Linked DNA regions of Mus musculus: region 1 is linked to region 2. The links are chromatin contacts, found by POLR2A ChIA-PET in ENCODE. All regions are on one chromosome and are shown on one strand. Each heading gives the region's core, a stretch centred on a gene start or an enhancer-like site at or near the end of the contact. The rest is flanking DNA. Distances are from core to core; before and after follow the strand shown. Region 1 holds the start of Spint2 (serine protease inhibitor, Kunitz type 2). Region 2 holds the start of Catsperg1 (cation channel sperm associated auxiliary subunit gamma 1).

What was found. ChIA-PET counts read pairs that join two places held with the same protein, here RNA polymerase II (POLR2A).
Region 1: POLR2A ChIA-PET joins it to region 2 with 11 read pairs in embryonic stem cell. The contact joins the promoter of Spint2 here to the promoter of Catsperg1 in region 2. POLR2A ChIA-PET finds 5 or more read pairs at or near these places in 2 of 5 experiments (Patski and embryonic stem cell).

Annotation. Positions count from the first base shown.
Region 1 is chr7:29,278,185-29,283,891 of GRCm38, reverse strand. It overlaps Spint2 (serine protease inhibitor, Kunitz type 2), which reads left to right and starts at 1,915. Exons shown (of 7, transcript NM_011464.2): 1 at 1,915-2,380. The coding sequence starts at 2,275. Gm45977 (a long non-coding RNA gene) reads left to right here. Exons shown (of 4, transcript XR_003946629.1): 4 at 1-172.
Region 2 is chr7:29,208,935-29,214,900 of GRCm38, reverse strand. Catsperg1 (cation channel sperm associated auxiliary subunit gamma 1) reads left to right here and starts at 3,976. Exons shown (of 28, transcript NM_001368407.1): 1 at 3,976-4,259; 2 at 4,368-4,421. The coding sequence starts at 3,987.

The sequences.
Region 1 (5,707 bases), core at 666-3,165, 71 kb before region 2:
CTTTGTGATGCCAAGGTTGGTTTGTGTGATGCTGAGAATCAAACTCAGGGCTTCCTGCCTGCTAGGTGAGTGCTCTAGCAAGTGAATTACACCCCACACCTGGTGGTTTTCTTTTTGCTTTTTGTTCTTCAGGGTAGGGGTTGGTGCTTGTTACTGGGGTTGGCTATGAGCTATCCCAGTTCTGTTTCCACATCCAGAGTGCTGGGAGTACAGGCTTGCGCAACCAGGCCTACTTTGTTTACCGTAATAAGGACGTTATTTTCTTTTTCTTTTCTTTTTTAAAAAAAGATTTATTGGGGCTGGTGAGATTGCTCAGTGGGTAAGAGCACCCGACTGCCCTTCCAGAGGTCCTGGGTTAAATTCCCAGCAACCACATGGTGGCTCACAACCATCCATAACGAGATCTGACGCCCTCTTCTGGAGTATCTGAAGACGGCTACTCGTTTTGGATGGTTGTGAGCCACCATGTGGTTGCTGGGAATTGAACTCAGGACCTCTGGAAGAGCAGTCAGTTCCTTTTTTTTTTTTTTTTTTTGATTTATTTATTATTGTATGAAGTATACTGTAGTTGTCTTTAGACACCAGAAGAGGGTGACAGATCTTATTATAGATGGTTGTGAGCCACCATGTGGTTGCTGGGATTTGAACTCAGGACCTTCAGAAGAGCAGTCAGTGCTCTTAACCGCTGAGCCATCTCTCCAGCCCTATTTTATTTTTCTTAAACACATTTATTTGTGTGTGTGTGTGTGTGTGTGTGTGTGTCTGTGTGTGTGTGTGTGTCTGTGTGTGTGTGTCTGTGTTCGTGTGGTCTGGCAGGTGCCATGGCTACAGTGTGGAGGTCAGAGAACTTCAGGAAGCCAGTTCTCTTCTTCCACCGTGTTTGCACCAGGAATCTCCTGGCCGCCTGGGCCCCGGAGAGAAGCAGCGAAGCTAACAAGGCGTGGAGCACCCGGGCACGCCAGGCCTCCAGCCGTTGGGGGGTGGTGGTGGGGGGTGACCTTGCGAGCAGGTGCGAATCTGGTCATCAGGTTTGGTGGCAGTTGTATTTACTTAGCCACTTTGCCAGCCCAAGAGCAGTATTTTCAATGATAACGAGATCATTAATTCTTCTGCTAACGGCCTTCTACTTCCTCTGTCAGCCCTCCTCCATTCATCCAGTTTAAATGGAGCTTCTTTCCAGAAGCCCACCCTGGTTCTGTGGTAGTGGTTTGTAAGTCTCCTTTGGGTGTTGTACCTAGTCCAGTCCCCGTGTCCCTCCCCCTTTCAGGTCTGTTCATCCTTTGCAAGCTTCTGATCGTCACCCTAACACCTCTATATATTTGTATTTGTCTTCCTGTACGGGGTCCAGAGAAACCTGCAGTTTTAAGGACTTGTCACCTCTTTCCAGACAGTGCCCTGCCTAACTGGCAGTCGCACTGAATAGGAAACTGGGCTCTGATCATGCCCTGATTTTCACTGTCCCAACCCCTGCTCACTCAACTGTAGGATTTCACCATCACATTCCTGATCACTCTTCCCTCTGCTTCCGCATCACTACTACGGGCTGATCCTGTTTGACGACACACAGGCCAAGCTGGCCTGGCCACTGCTCAATCCGGGACATTTGTTTATGGCACAGAGAACGAGGAATTTAGGCAGGATATATCTCTCACACCTAAAGGAACGCTAAAGCAGAGCGGGCAGACAGCCACAGGTTTCCGAAAAGTTTCTCTCGCCATAGTCACAGCGCAAGCACGAAGGCGCAAGGACGTCGTGGCCAACAGACCCACGCCTCCCGCAAGGTCCGGCTGGGGCGGGGTCAATGCCAACCACGCCTCCTCCCAGGAGCCGGGGGCGGTGCCAGGTGCAGGCCGCAGAGCCAGGTGCGGGGCCCTCCGCGCTTGCGCCGCATCTGCCCCGCCCCGCCAGGTGCGCCCCACCCCCAGCCTGGGTGCCACCTTCTCTTGTGTCCCTGCGTCCGCCATTCGCCGTAGTACTCCTCGGACGGGTGGAGGCTTTCACAGTCTGGGGAAGAGTCGCAGAGTGTTGCCGCGCGAGTCCAGGGACCGTGTTGGGAGGCAACTAAGGCGTCGCACGCGCCAAAAGCCAGAAAAAAGGGCTTCCGGGGACCCGGGCGCCTCGAAGTCCTACTCCGGGGCGAAGCCGCACCTGAGCCCGCGGACCTGCAGTGCGCGTGCGCGGCCGTGGGCTTTCCCGCACCTGCTCGCGAGACCCCACCCCCACACCCCAACGGCCGGCGGCTCGAGGCCTGGCGCGCGGCGCTGGCAGCAGGTCATGGCGCAGCTTTGTGAGCTGCGGCGGGGCCGGGCGCTCCTCGCCTTGGTAGCTTCGCTGCTCCTCTCCGGGGCCCAGGTGGCCAGCCGAGAACTAGACGTCCACGGTGAGGGCCAGGCGGGGGATCCGGGAGCAGGGGATAGAGGAGGCCGCAGCGAAAGTGGGGGTACTCGGTGCGCAGAGTGATCGCAGGCTCCTTGGGGTTGGGGAGGATGGGCGGTGGAGCCAGACCTGCAGGTGGCGGGCTAGGAAGGGTAGGAGCCTCGCGAGCGCGGGGGCGTAAGGGTTAGCAAAGTGTCCCTTCCAGAAGGAAGGAGGAAGGGAGGGAGATGAGGTGTATTGACCCAGGAAGGCGTGGCACTGGAAGTGGGTGAGGAGCTCAACGAAGCGGAAATTGCTTGGCCAAAGAAAGCCCGGGGTGGGGACGGGGACTTGGGGTGGGGGTGGGGGGCGCATTCAAGCCTCAGAGGTGGAAATTTGTTCGGGAGACCTGTTGGCCGCTTTGGGTACAGGGAAAACGCACTTCGGACACCTGTTGATATCACATATGGCAACAGCCCCATGATCTCCCGAGGAAGAAGAGAAGCAGCGGTTGGTAGAAGGGAGGAGCTTTGCCAAGGTGCCTGCCAATGCAGGAACGTCTGTTCTCCGAGTGTAGTATTGGCACCCAGCAGCTGGGGTTTGCGTCTTTAGGAGTCGTTACAACTTTTAACTGCTTCAGACAACCACTAGCCAGCTTTGAAAAGATCTCTTTTGAAAGAATTCATTGATTGAGCAAACTTAATTGAGTCCCCGCTGAGGGTCTGTAAGAATGGTGGTCGTGGCTGACTCAAGACTAGACAGGTTCCTGAATTCGCAGAGCTTGGATTCCAGTGGGAGCGAACACTTAACGTGCAGAGTACTCGCCAAAGATTAAATGACTAGCGGTGACTAGAAGACAGCGGGATAAGAACAGTGATAGAAGATGGTGAAGGGTACTTAACTCAGGAAGTACTCTAAGGAGGGTGGCACCTATCCTAACAATTGAATGAGTAGGTGGCAGCCATACTAAGACCTTGGGACCAGTGTCCCAGGTAGTGGGAGGGAGTAGTGAGGGTCTAGAGTAAAATTGATTGTGATCAAGGAAAAGACCCCACCCCCACCCCAAGGCTGGAACAGAAGTCAGGAAGGGGAGAAGTGGACACAGCCACGAGGCCCAAGTCCTTAGTGGGCAACCTATTTGGTGAAAGAGAAAGCAGGGAGTGTGGTAGCTTCTGAGGAATGGTCTATTCCTGTGTCTAAGACTAGGGCAACAACAAGAGTTATGGAGAATGCCACAGGCCGGTGGGAGAGGCTCAGCCCTGGTGATCCAGAGTCAGAAGTGCAGAGGTTGACCATTGTAGTATAGCCAGACTCCAGGTTGCCTTGTGTCTATAAGTTACCTGGCCTGTGGCTGTGGATATGGCTTTTCTAAGCTCTTGCGTTGTCTGAGCCTAGAACCGGCCTGATGTGGTGGTGACATCATAGGCCTTTGGAAGGTCACACAAAGTGATTGGCTAGGCCGTGTCCTTCTGAACGGACTAGACTTACCGACCTTTTTGAAGTACGCCGGCCTTCAGGCTGGTGAACTGCTGCCCTCACTTATATCAAGGGCTCTTTGTTTGAAAGCTTCAACAGCTTTGTCAGAGGCACCAGTTTTGATAGGTTTTGGGTTTTTTTTTTTTTTTTTTGGGTTGGATGGGTGTCTGGTTTTTCTCAGCAAACAAAGGCATGTCTCTGGCACATTCTAGCTGTATAGTGCTACCAAAGGAAGTGGAGGAACTTGGACAGGAGTGATTATAAAAGGCCGCTCATAGATTCTTATCTTCACCAGTAGCTGAGGGGCAGTGGGAAGGTGGCAGGTATGGTCAGCAGATTGTTACAGTTGAGGTTCTGGAAGGAAAGACTTAGAAAATTAGATAGAGTGGACCCTGAGCCTAGGTGAGGACACTGGGGTCCTGAAGAAATGTAAATGTTCATGTTAGACTGAGGTGATGTGGAAGACAAGGTCATTGGAGGGTAGACAGAGAACAAGGCTCCTTTGTCTGAATGGAACTCCCCACAAGTAAACCCAGCCTAGATAAAGACTGTGGAGAGGAGCAGATGTGGGTCAGCAGATGGCAGGTGGCAGGCAGTGAACCTTCTACTCTTGATGACATCTTTTTGCCTTGAGGTTTGGGGGAGTTGAAGGGAGAGGGGTCTAGAAGCAGGGATGTAGTGGTGAGTTTATTTAAACCACTTTGGCTCCCTGTGGGTCACTCTTCCAGCTACCTGCCAGAGCCCTCTGAGAGTGAAACACACACACAAATTTTGATGTTTTGACTAGCTAGATGATGGTCCTCTCCCACTCTCTCAGGATTTTTTTCAGTATAGCCCTGGCTGTCCTGGAACTCTGTAGACCAGGCTGGCCTTCAACTCAGAAATCTGCCTGCCTCTTGTCTCCCAAGTTCTGGGATTAAAGGCTTGTGCCACCACTGCTGGCAAAATTTATACACGCATATATATAAAGATTTATTATACACTGTAGCTATGTTCAGGCACACCAGAAGAGGGCATCAGATCTCATCACAGATGGTTGTGAACCACCATGTGGTTTCTGGGATTTGAACTCAAGACCTCTGGAAGAGCAGTCAGTGCTCTTAACTGCTGAGCTATCTCTCTAGCCCGGGTGCATATTTCTAATCCTCCCTGAGACTAACAAACACCCACCTCCGATATTCCTGAATTAATATCTTTAAAATCTATATTTCATCTCTGCTACCTCAGATCCAACCTCTTGGGCCACTTTCCTGGATTCTTACGTGCTAGCGGACCTTTTGGTAGCCAAAATAAGACAAAGCATTAGAACCAATCCCAACACGGGTCTAGGTTCTTGTTAGAGAAAGGTTTTTTTTTTCTTCCCCGAGACAGGGTTTCTCTGTGTAGCCCTGGCTATCCTGGAACTCACTCTGTAGACCAGGCTGGCCTCGAACTCAGAAATCCGACTGCCTCTACCTCCCTGGGATTGAAGGCGTGTGCCACCATGCCCGGCTGAGAAAGGTATCATGAAGGCTCATAGGGACTGGAGAGATGGCTCAGGGTTGTTGCAGAGGATCCAGGTTCAGTTCCCACTAAGCACATGATGGCTCATAACCATTCATATCCTTGGTTCCATGTCCTCTTGATTTTCTCAGGAATCAGGTGTGTACAAGGTTTTGATATATGCACACAGGCAAAATCCTGAGACATAAAATCTTAATTTTTTTTTTTTTTTTTTTTTACTAAATTTATTCTTTCTGGTTTTTGTGTTTTGTTTTTTGAATCAGGGTTTCTCTGTGCTGTCTTGGAACTCTGTAGACCAGGCTGGCATCAGACCCAGATCTACCTACCCCTGCCTTCCAAGTGCTAGGATTAAAGGTGTGCACCTCCATCTTGG
Region 2 (5,966 bases), core at 2,727-5,226:
GTCATTCAACAGGTTCTCCAGCACGGGAGTGAGGATTGAAAAGAAAAAAAAAAAAGACACACAACACTGTAGCATGACCCCAGTCAATTCTGAGACTGAAGGCAAATTTAATTTTCCCAATCTTCTTTGTATAGCATTTTAATTTCATGCAAGTATTCAGGGCGAGCAGTACAGTAAGAACTAACAAGGCAGTAAAGCAAAGTCCCGTGATTACTCCTGTGATAGGTGTTTAAAAGGGTTTGTCATAATGACCAAAATACTTGAGCCCACTTCCTTGTCCAAGCCCAAAGTCTTGCTTGAAACCTATTCTTTTATTCCACCCTAAGACTAAAATTCCTGCCTTACCCCACTTCCCTATTATTGCCTAAAGTTAGATTCTTGCCTAAGCAGGAAACTTACTTCCTTATCATGCCCTAATGCCAGACTCCTGCCTGAGCTTATGTCCCTGTCTTGGCCAATGTCAGATTCCTGTGTGAAGCCCATTTCCTTGTCCTAGGCCAATGTCAGACTCCTGCCAAGCGGTACCTCAAAAGGCCCTCCACAAAATCGCTCAAGCCTAAGTTGGCTAATATTTAACTACCCTCTTACTTGAATATGATCTGCCCACTTCCAGATCACATTAGCTCAAACACACAAAGGTTCTGGAACATCTTGGCTCTTCAGGAGAAGTTTTGATCTAGAGGTCAAACATGAACAGTGCCTCTGTCAGAACAACCATTATAAATTCCTCTGTTTCCTTCTGAGAACAAAGCTACAGGTTTCCAGCATTTTTAGCCTGTCACACATCTGAGAGCCTGGCTTGCTAGAGCCCTGCTCTTAAGCCCTTTTGCCCGTGCTGGGAAAATTCGCGTTACCATGGAAACGCGCAAGCCACGCAGGCCTGCCTCGTGCAAGGTGGAAGTCCAAGCGGCCATTTTAGGAGCTGGAAAGAGGGGTTGAACAGGCGCTGCCAAGCAACGGTTGACCGGTTTTAACCAAGTGATTGGTAGGGCGGGGCGGAGAGAAGAGGGCGGTGCCATCCTAGGGGATGAGGGGGGAGGGAGGGAGTTGAGAAGGAGAGGGAATGGGGTGGGAGGCACGGCAAGGAAAGGCTGGGAAAAGAGCAGGGCCAGGCAAAGAAAGGGCGGGGTGAAGGCCAGGGCGTGGTTAAGATCTGAAGCCTGAAGGATGGGTTTGGGCGCGGCTAGAAGAGGCGGGGCATAGGGCAGGTGGAAGTTCAGGGAATGGACACGAGAGATGAGAGAAGGTGGAGGGAAAAGGTGTTGGTGGGGACAGTGAGGATCGCGAAGTCAGCGTGGGTGTGGAATGACGGGAGGTCTTGCGGCCAGAGGACCATCTTTACCCAGGAGAGACCCAGAGATCAGGAGCGAAGTCCAGGCAGAGACACAAACTGGGGCAAGGAGAGAATTGTTTACGAGAGGGGGTTCGGTAAAGAGAGAGCCAAATGGGAGGACAGGTCTGGTAGAGAGAGAACGGACTGGAGTGAGGAGCGACTACTCTGCGAGGAAACAACCGGAGGCGAGGAGAGACCCCAAGGAGTAGAGAGGCCCCACGACCAGGAAAGGTTCCCAAGGGGGAAGGCTGGCCTGGCGGGGCGAGCTGGTGCTGAGGAGAAACCACCAGGGCGGGAGAAGGGCTTTAAAGAAAAGGGGTGCGACGAGCAGGAGGGCCAGGTTGCCCTGGACCCAGGGAGAAGAAGTGGCCAGGACCAGGGACGTGGTCAGGAGTGGAGACGAAGCGAGGATCCGAACTACTGCAACACTTGGGGCCTGAACCAGGACCAGGGGCGTGGCCAAGAGAGGAGACTGAGCGAGGGTTTGAACTACCGCAACACTCCGGCTTTGAACCAGGACCAGGGGCGTGGTCAAGAGAGAAGACTGAGCGAGGATTTGAACTACTGCAACACTCGGGACCTGAATCAGGACCAGGGGCGTGGTCAAGAGAGGAGACGAAGCGAGGATCCGAACCGCCGAGACACTCCGGGTCTGAGCCAGGACCAGGGACGTGGCCAAGAGAGGAGACGAAGCGAGGATTTGAACTACAGCAACACTTGGGGCCTGAACCAGGACCAGGGGCGTGGCCAAGAGAGGAGACGAAGCGAGGATTTGAACTACCGCAACACTCCGGCTTTGAACCAGGACCAGGGGCGTGGCCAAGAGAGGAGGCGAAGCGAGGATTTGAACTACTGCAACACTTGGGGCCTGAACCAGGACCAGGGGCGTGGCCAAGAGAGAAGACTGAGCGAGGATTTGAGCTACTGCAACATCCGGGACCTGAATCAGGACCAGGGGCGTGGTCAAGAGTGGAGAAGAAGCGAGGATCCGAACCATCGCGACACTCGAGGTCTGAGCCAGGATCAGGGGCGTGGCCAAAAGAGGAGACAGAGCGAGGATTTGAACTACTGCAACACTCGGGGCCTGAACCAGGACCTGGGGCGTGGCCAAGAGAGGAGACTGAGCGAGGATTTGAACTATTGCAACACTCGGGGCCTGAACGAGGACCTGGGGCGTGGCCAAGAGAGGAGACTGAGCGAGGATTTGAACTATTGCAACACTCGGGGCCTGAATCAGGACCAGGGGCGTGGCCAAGAGAGGAGACAGAGCAAGGATTGGAACTACTGCAACACTTGGGGCCTGAACCAGTACCAGGGGCGTGGCCAAGAGAGGAGACTGAGCGAGGATTTGAACTACTGCAACACTCGGTGCCTGAATCAGGACCAGGGGCGTAGCCAAGAGAGGAGACTGAGCAAGGATTCGAACTACTGCAACACGTGGGGCCTGAACCAGGACCAGGGACATGGCCAAGAGAAGAAACAGACCGAGGATTTGAACTACTGCAACACTCGGGACCTGAGTCAGGGCCAGGGGCGTGGTCAAGAGAGGAGACGAAGCGAGGATCCGAACCACCGCGACACTCGGGGTCTGAGCCAGGACCAGGGGCGTGGCCAAGAGAGGAGACAGAGTGAGGATTTGAACTACTGCAACACTCAGGGCCTGAACCAGGACCGGGGGCGTGGCCAAGAGAGAAGACAGAGTGAGCATTTGAACTACTGCAACACTTGGAGCCTGAACCAGGACCAGGGTCGTGGCCAAGAGAGAAGGCAGAGTGAAGATCCGCTCTACCGCGACACTCCAGACCGGAGCCAGGACCAGGGGCGTGGCCAGAAGAGAAAGCAGAGCCAGGATCTGATTTCCAGAACGACTCAGACCTTGAGCCAAGGCAAAGAGCCTAGCGAGTTCGGAGGTGTGGGCGAGGATTCACGAAAGGACAAGAAGACTCTAAGCCGGTTCCTGAGCAGGGCAGGAGCGAAAAGAAAGGGGCGTGGCGAAGAGCAGTGTGTGGGCGGGGAACCTTTTGAGGGCGGAGCCAAGTCCCCTGAGGGGCACAGTGGTAAGGAAAACAGGAAGTGCTCTGGCAAGGCAAGAAAAAAAAAGAGGGACTTGGCGAAGAGTAGGTTAGGAGTTCCAAGAACGGGAACAGAAAAGAGCAAAGCCAGGGCAAAGAGAGAGAGAGTAACTAGGAAGCAGGGTGAAAAGAGCCGCAGGGGTAGGGACAGTAGTAAGAGCAGGGGCGGGGCGAGGAGTATTAGTAGGGGAGGGGCGAGGAGTATTAGTAGGGGAGGGGCGAGGAGTATTAGTAGGGGAGGGGCCGGGAGAAAGAGCAGGGGCGGGGCAAGGAGTGTTAGTAGGGGAGGGGCCGAGAGTAGGAGCAGGGGCGGGGCGAGGAGTATTAGTAGGGGAGGGGCCGAGAGTAGGAGCAGGGGCGGGGCGAGGAGTATTAGTAGGGGAGGAGCTGGGAGTAAGGGCGTGGCAAGGCCTAAGAGCAGGGCCCGGGCAGAGAGTAAGGGGCCCCAAAGCCTGATCAAAGGTGGAGCTAGGAAGAAGAGTGGGAAAAGGGGCAGGAACTGAGCGGTTTCCTAGAGATCAGCCTCAGCTAGCCAACTTGCAAGTGGGTGTTAATCCCCACGTTCTCCAGGTTCTAGCTACATGGTGTCCCGGCCAGCCATGTCCCCGGTCAGCCCTGTGTGGCCGAGAAAACCAAACCTTTGGGCATTCTGGGTACTGCGGCTAGTGCTATTGCTGTCGTTGAAGTCGTGGGCGGAAGATACCTTACAGCATTGCACCTGGCTTCTTGTCCTGAACAAGTTCGAGAAGGTAGGCTTGCATCTCTCCAAGGATCGATTTCAAGATCATGAGCCCATCGATACAGTGGCCAAGGTGTTCCAAAAGTTGACAGACTCGCCAATCGATCCGTCAGAGGTGAGGGAAGTGAGATCAAGAGTATCAAAGAGATTTGGGGTCAGTAAATAGAGAGATCTCGAGTCAGTACACCAAGTGACTAGGTATTTCCTCCACCTTTCTTTACAGAACTATTTGAGCTTTCCTTACTACTTGCAAATCAACTTTTCCTGTCCGGGACAGGTAAGAGTTTACAGTATGAGTAGGCTGATTTCTGTAAGTCTCCAGTTTCCCATTTTCAGCAGTGTTTTTTCAATACAGTTTAATAGTAGTCTCCACCAACCCTGAAGGCATTAAAGATTCAGTCTCCCACTAGGTACAAGAACACAATAGGGACAAAAAGTGAGCACAGCACTCCCCCCCCCACGGGGCCCCATTTTAAAATTGAGATGTAGCTCTTATTTTGTTTAGGGGCCTAGGGACAGAATCCAAGGCTTTGTACATGCTACCACTGCTACCTGCTACCACCCTGTTCTCAGCCCCTAAAGGTGTCGTTCTAAAGTATACAGATCAGTACATTTTAGTGTATCTACAGAGTCAGGCAACCGTTTCAGCTCCATTCTGTCATTCCATGACAGAAAAACTGTGACCAAGGCAACTTATAAACCAAAAGTCCATGAGCAGCACAGTAGGGAACCCGGTGGGACCACCATGGCAGGTACTTCCATCCACAAGCAGGAGGCAGAGAAAGCGAACTAGGAATGGTGCAGACCTCAAGGCCTAACACCCCTGGTGACACATCTTCTCCATGAAGGCCATATGTAATCCTATTCAGTCAGACCCACAGCTAAGGACCAAGCATTCAAACATAGGAGCCTGGGGTGTTCAAACAGTACCTCACTTAAGCAATCACACTAACCTCATTATCTTTCTCCGGAACGTTCCTATTATCCTCCAATAAGAACCCTGTGTCTGGGCCGGGCGTGGTGGCGCACGCCTTTAATCCCAGCACTCGGGAGGCAGAGGCAGGCGGATTTCTGAGTTCGAGGCCAGCCTGGTCTACAAAGTGAGTGCCAGGACAGCCAGGGCTATACAGAGAAACCCTGTCTGGAAAAACCAAAAAAAAAAAAAAAAAAAAAAAAGAACCCTGTGTCTAATAGTAGTTATTCTCTCTTTTAAAAAAAAAGCATTCATCTTATTTTTAATAGGTCTATGCATGTGCATGCAGTTGCCTGTGGAGGTCGGAAGAGGGTGATGAATTCCTGGGATTGGAGTTACAAGCTATTGTGGCTTGACATAGATGCTGGCAATCATGCTTTGGTCATCTAGAAGAACAGTTACACACTCTAACCATTGAGTCAGCCATCTCTCTGGCCCCACCCTCTTCCTTTCAGGATATAGGATAGTGTTACTTAACCCGGGCTGGCCTTGAACTCAGAACAGTTCTTGTGCCCCTGTCTCTCAAGTACTGGGATTATAGGTATGAGCCAGCATGCCAACCTTCCTTTGCCTATTTTGGTTGGTTGGTTGGTTGGTTCTTTAGGACAGGGTCTTTCTACAGAGTCCTGGCTATCTTGGAACTCACAGAGATCTGCCTGCCTTTGCCAGGATCAAAGGTGGAATGTGCCATCTCGATTGGCCTTCCTTTGCTCATTTTATTATTTTTTAAAATGATTTATTTCTTTTTATTGAGTGTGCATTGGTGTTTTGCCTGAATGCATGTCTATGGGAGGGTGTCAAGTGTCCTGAACTGTAGTTACAGACAGCTGTGAGCCACCATATGTTTGC